2 separate regions of the Homo sapiens genome follow, and region 2 is linked to region 1. A link is a loop called in an ENCODE intact Hi-C map of the cell type or tissue named here. Cell type or tissue: IMR-90. All regions are shown on one strand. Links, peaks and the distances in the headings refer to the core of each region. The heading gives the core; the rest is flanking DNA.

Evidence for each region. A loop is a pair of places that touch in the nucleus more often than their neighbours do. Peaks named below come from ENCODE experiments on the same cell type or tissue, not always from the same donor. Only the 100,000 strongest peaks of a DNase experiment are listed, where the experiment ranks them.
Region 2: it touches region 1 in a loop (4-fold over the local background); 6 of 110 quality-filtered maps call a loop at or near these places.

The regions. Positions count from the first base shown.
Region 1 is chr5:124,654,669-124,657,586 of GRCh38, forward strand. The region is part of intron 3 of ZNF608 (zinc finger protein 608); the gene reads right to left. Among named protein-coding and RNA genes, the nearest start is that of ZNF608, 91 kb to the right of the region's middle. In IMR-90, for the core only: no CTCF peak of the experiment used is centred there; a DNase peak (open chromatin) is centred at 1,443; H3K4me3 peaks cover 387 bases; H3K27ac peaks cover 1,485 bases.
Region 2 is chr5:123,935,704-123,938,621 of GRCh38, forward strand. No RefSeq gene overlaps it. Among named protein-coding and RNA genes, the nearest start is that of CSNK1G3, 420 kb to the left of the region's middle. In IMR-90, for the core only: a CTCF peak has its summit at 1,674 (motif pointing right); a DNase peak (open chromatin) is centred at 1,698.

The DNA of each region.
Region 1 (2,918 bases), core at 317-2,816:
TCCGATGCAGCCATGTGACTGAGTCCTACAGAAAGCAAGTGAGAGAACTGATGAATGTGGGCCACTTCCAGGCCTGGCCCATAAGAACCTCTCATCCCTTTCTGTCTGGCTGCAATGGAAATGGCTATTGTGATCTCGAAGTCCTCAGGATAAAGGTGGCAGAGTCTCCTTCATCTGGGACCCTGAATGACAAGGAGAACTTCCCAGGTCTGAACTTAAGGCTATTTGTCCTACCGTAATACATGGCCCCCATAATATTTTACTCTGCTTGTATACACAGTATGCCTAACTCTTCCAACTAGATGACACTCCTTGAAAATAGGAGCAGTGTCTGCACCCACAACCCCTGGCGGCACAGTGGCTACCTAATAGTGAGAATTCATTAAACACCTAGGAACTAACTACACGAGGACTGACGAGAGAGAGAGTCTAGACTGAATCCTACTCAGTGACTTCCTTTTATTACTACCATACTTTTTCAATAAGCATAATCTCCCACTAGTTTTATAGATGATAGACATTCTCTGTGGAGAGGCTTTGCTCCCAAGATGTTATAAATGTGGTTTATGAATTATTATTTCTGGTATTTGTGAAGCTGTTTCCTCAAGAACGGGGCAAATGCCTGATTTCCCAGTGGATTGACATAATTCTGTTTGTATTGAGTTTAAAGACTGCTTCAGAGTCTTTAAAGTGCCTCATCCCCGGGACAGAAGTCTTTGCCAAGCATCGCAAATGCTGAGTTTGGAATCAGACAGAAGTTTTTTTGAACTCTCTCAGACTACCACATCTGGATGCATTTGATGTGCATCCAGGCAGAAAACAGAAACCTCATTCGAATAACACCAAATGGTAACCCATTCATGCCATATGCCTTTAAAAAAGAAAGTTTACACATTTCTTTCCTTTTATATATTTTTTTCTAGTGAAACATTGGTGACAAAATGTCACAATATGCTGATTTCATGAGTACAGGATAAAATTCATATATTTCAGATATCATATTACCCTCCATTTTTACACAACGTGACTATTGTGCAAGGTATGATTTATCACCATTTCTTTGTTCAGGACTCCCTCCCCCCATTATTATGTTGTCGTCACTCTGTGGTATTCAATACTGGTACTTTGTAAAGGCTGAATCTTGTATAGCACAAGCTTCGCTGTTCCAGCCTCGGAGCTTATAACCTTCAGACAGATCCTTCTTCAAATATAATTATTTGGGAAAATTTAAAATGTACAACTAAGGTTGCTCATAAAATACCTGCCAGCCAAAAATCAGAGGGACTTTCCCATTACCTGTGCCAAGTATATATAGAGCACTAGGACAGGAAAAGTAAGTGTTGTCACATGACCATAAAATGCAGTATGTTTTTTTTTTAAAGAGCCCTACCGCTGGGCTGAATGTTTGAAGAGTCACTTTAAACACATCCTGTAATCAAACCATCTGGAACACAGTGCTGCGATTAGTCACCCTGAACATAGGGCTTTATCTGAACAAATAGTGTATGGCAATGGAGCTTGGGAGATAGGGCAGTACTAACAAAAGGAAGTGTAATGAAACACTTTATGCCCTAGTGTGCCGCCACCCCAGTCATAAACCCCAGAGACACACTGCTCTGGTGTTAATGTACTACTTTATGAAAGCACAGTGAGCTTAAAGATTAAAGGACTGAAGGGCTAAAAATTGCTGGTTTGGATAGATCTTCTCTGTCAGCGGCTGGAATATGTTGGCATCACTCTATCTGCGTTAATTATAACCTCTCAGATGACAGTTGAGCATTCCTATTAGGGTTTGGTGTTATTTTCAGGGCATTAGGAACAGGGTTTGTTTATGGGAGGGTAGTTACGATTCTTGGTTTGCCAGAGGTTAATCTGAACACAGACTTGTTTTTGGTTCATCTAAACCCAATCCACATACAACGACAACAAAAAATGAAACCTTAAGCAATAACAAAAGCAATGGAAAAATGCTGTTCTACTCTGCATTTTAAAACATGATAATCTTTCTTACTTGACTGTACTTATCTCTTTCAAAAGTACATTTGGTCATTGGTATACAATCTATGGAAATCCTTTTTTAAAAAAAAAATCTGAAAGGATTTTCCCCCTAAATACACAGAATAAGCCCTAAACACACACACACACACACACACACACACACACACACACACACACACACACACAGCTAAAGAAACCTTGTTTCCCCATGGGCCTTATGGTTTAATACACAAAAGAACACAGAGCCACTTCCATCACTGTCACCTCCCCTGCAGCCTTTGTTCTGAGGCCTGATGAGCTGTATTGATTTGGGAAAATCATTGAGCTTCTTTGGAAAACTAGACTCTCGCTTATTCACTGCCATCTATTTCTTTCCCATGAAGACAGGTGGTCAATATCCAGCTGACTGGTCAGCTAAAAGAAGCCCAAGCTGCTTTTTTCTTGCTTCCCTAGTAACATTATCATTTCCCACTTCTAGAAGATACAATGGCCTGTTAAGGAGTCTTGTGAGTAAGAAGAGGGAGCAGAAATAAGACTTTTATAAGGCACCACCGGTAACACTAAGATGCTGTCCCATATGTTCACGTGGGAGGCTGCACCGCACATATAGATGGTGACGATATTTTCACTGACCAAGTTTAAGCATCAGTGAAAACTTACAGGGCCCAAGATATAACATGAAAAGAAATACTAAATCAAAACAGATCATTAGAGACCAGGTGCAGTGGCTCACGCCTGTAATCCCTGCACTTTGGGAGGCCGAGGCGGGTGGCTCACGAGGTCAGGAGATCGAGACCATCCTGCCCAACACAGTGAAACCCAGTCTCTACTAAAAAATAAAAAAATAAAAAAATAAAAAATAGCCGGGCCTGGTGGTGGGCACCTGTAGTCCCAGCTACTCGGGAGGCGGAGGCAGGTGA
Region 2 (2,918 bases), core at 223-2,722, 720 kb before region 1:
TCAGTGTGTTGTATTCAGGAAACCCATCTCACGTGCAGAGACACACATAGGCTCAAAATAAAAGGATGGAGGAAGATCTACCAAGCAAATGGAAAACAAAAAAAGGCAGGGGTTGCAATCCTAGGAGCCATTTTAAGCCACAAAAGAAGGAAAATTATCATAGAAACCAGTTAAGGTTGTCAAGAGGTACTGCCTCTCTTCCTCTTGGGAACGATGTTTTCCCTACTTCTTTGCCTTCATTTTTTTCTCTTTTTCTTTTAGTCCTACTCTAGGAGCTATATTGCTCATCTCCAAATTTCTCTGCTGCCTACAGAGCTGCTTGCTTCTCCGCTGTGGTTAGGGTTTGACTTAGGAGCAGCATAACATCCTGTCATGTCAAATACCTGAGTTAAATTTTGGAAGCTTCTATATACCTATCAGGGTCGTTAGAAATTGGTCTAAGTCTCCCTTTATTTGCCTAAGGTCCTGTAATAAGAAGGAAACTTGAGAGGGCCCCAAATAAGGGGGATCCTCAGATTGTTGCCCTGGCAGATGCTTCTCTAACTTTGGAGAATCATTCTCTGTAGGCCTGCCTGATAGGACTACTGAAACAGCTAGGTTGATTTTGTAATGCTTGCCAAAGTCTGGGTTGTCTCTCAGACCTTGGCAAGCAACACTGGGTTGTGTAAAAAAAAGTGCAAACAACAACAACAACAACAACAACAAAACCTGTACAGAAGTCACCTTGGGCCATTTGCCTTCCTGTCTGCAAAAAAGATCTAATTGTTGGATAATATTAAAATTAAGGCTCCTTTCCACAGGCCAAGCTGGTTCAAGAGGATAAGAAGACCATGCCCTTGTCCGAAAGAAAATGAGCCGCTTTTTCTCTAAAGTTTCAGGGTGAAAGGAGTTGCAGTGCTTCAGAATGCACTCCAGGGGAGTGTAGGCTGAAGATGATACCCAGCTAGAAACAGAAGTGAGAAAAATTCATCTCGTTAGTCTCCTTCCTTTTGGTGTGACCTGGGATGGAGAGGAAGACAGTGGGGGCATCCCCCCTGCTGTTTTCTCCCCATGGTTCCTGGGTCCTGGCACCTTGTTGAACATGTGACTCATGGTGGCAGGTGTGACCCCCCCCAGCCATGGAACCAGAGGAACTAAGCCATTGGGGTTAGTCGCGCTCACCCAACTGGCTCTAGTTCTCTGCCTGTGATTTCTCTGACTTCCTAGACTTTTGTGACCTGCCTGGCTCCCTGAAAAATGGATCTCAAGAAAAGCTACATAATAGTTGGTCAAGGCCCCTTTAATGAAGGGGGTGTGCTAGATTGAACTCTATATCCTGCTATTATGGCCTGTGCTGAAGTGTTTACTCTTAGAGAATGGTTCCGGTTAACTTCTGAACTTAAAATCTCCTTTCTAATTAAGTGCCACTCTAAATAGAAGCAGAATAAGTGCCTTAAAAGAATGTAGCAACCAAATGACCATTTTCCTTCTGATGGGACAGTATTGAGACTAAAATTTGGCTTTGGAGGGAATTTTACCCCTAATCGTTGAAGGCCGAATTTTCCCATTTACAGAAGCAGCACGAAGCCTGGTTTTTAGTAGAGAGGCGCAAAAAGGGAAGAGAATTGGGAAGCAAGGGTGTTTCAGTAAAGGACTGACAATGTGCCTCATGGAGAGGATCTCTATTCCACTAGGTGGTGCTGTTGACCTTGAAACACCATGTGCTCTCCAGACCAAGGGTGGAGAGAGACCTGGAAATGCCACGTGCTTTCCAGACCAAGGGCAAAGAGAGATGCTCAGTGTCCAGGCGGCAGGGTGGGGGTTGGGGACGGTCTCTGTCCTTAGAAAATCACAAAGATGCCTTCCCCTGAGGTATATTTCCAGTTACTATTACATTCTTTGATCTTGCCAAACAAGATTACTTCCCTGAACTATAGAACTTCCCACACATTGCATACACAGAGAGGATAAGAGGTACGACGATTGCGGACAGAAAAGGAAGAAATTATGATAGGAAAGTGGGAGATCCTGTTGTTGACACCCCATTGGGGCGGTCAGAGGCTGGGGTGAGTCCAGAAGTCTTTGGATAACACTGGCGGGACCCCTGGCCAGAAATCCTCAGTTGCCACAGGACTTCTTCCAGTCCCACGTGACGGCTAAGTCCTTCATGAAAAGAAGCTGGTTTAAACATAGCCAATATGCCCAGCAACCCTTGGGTATTGGAGAATTCTCCATGTTCTTCCGAGCAAGCCTGTTCCCGAATCTTGTAAGGCTGGCATTCATGCTAATCATTTTTAAATGGCTGAAGGGATTCCAGTAATTGGTTTTATTTGGTTCTAAAATGAAGGCCAAAAGCCTCAGAATAAAAGGACAGAGTTGGAGTCCTCTCCTCTACTCTCATCATTTTGATGAATGTTATACATTGGTATCCCAGACGAGCCCCCATTTTGAAGTGGCTATGTTGTCTGGGGTGTGTATACACTGGGGTTTGTTGTCACGTGCCAGGAAAATTTAGGATATGGACACACATGAGGAGTTTAGGAGCAGAGGTTTAATGGGTAGGAGAGAAGACAAAGAGAAACAGCTTCCTCTATAGAGGAAGGGGTCTCCAAGCGGAAAAGACCAGCTGGTGGTGAATCCATCGAGTTTTATAGTCCAGTTTGAGGAAGTGGTGTCTGATTTACATAGAGCTCATAGATTGGTTTGATCAGATATGACGTTTGCATGGTGCGCAGGGAAGCCTAATCTTTTTATGCAACTGGGCTTTCCAGTTGATTAGCGCCATCTTGTCTGCTCCTTTACAGTACACCTGGCTGGCAAAGAAGGGAAGATGGAACCACCATCTTGAACATACCTAATCCTTAGTTCCTGCCAGCATCCACCTGTGCAAACTTCCAGCTTGCAGGGTGCTTTTTGTTAGAAAATGATTTGGGGCTGCT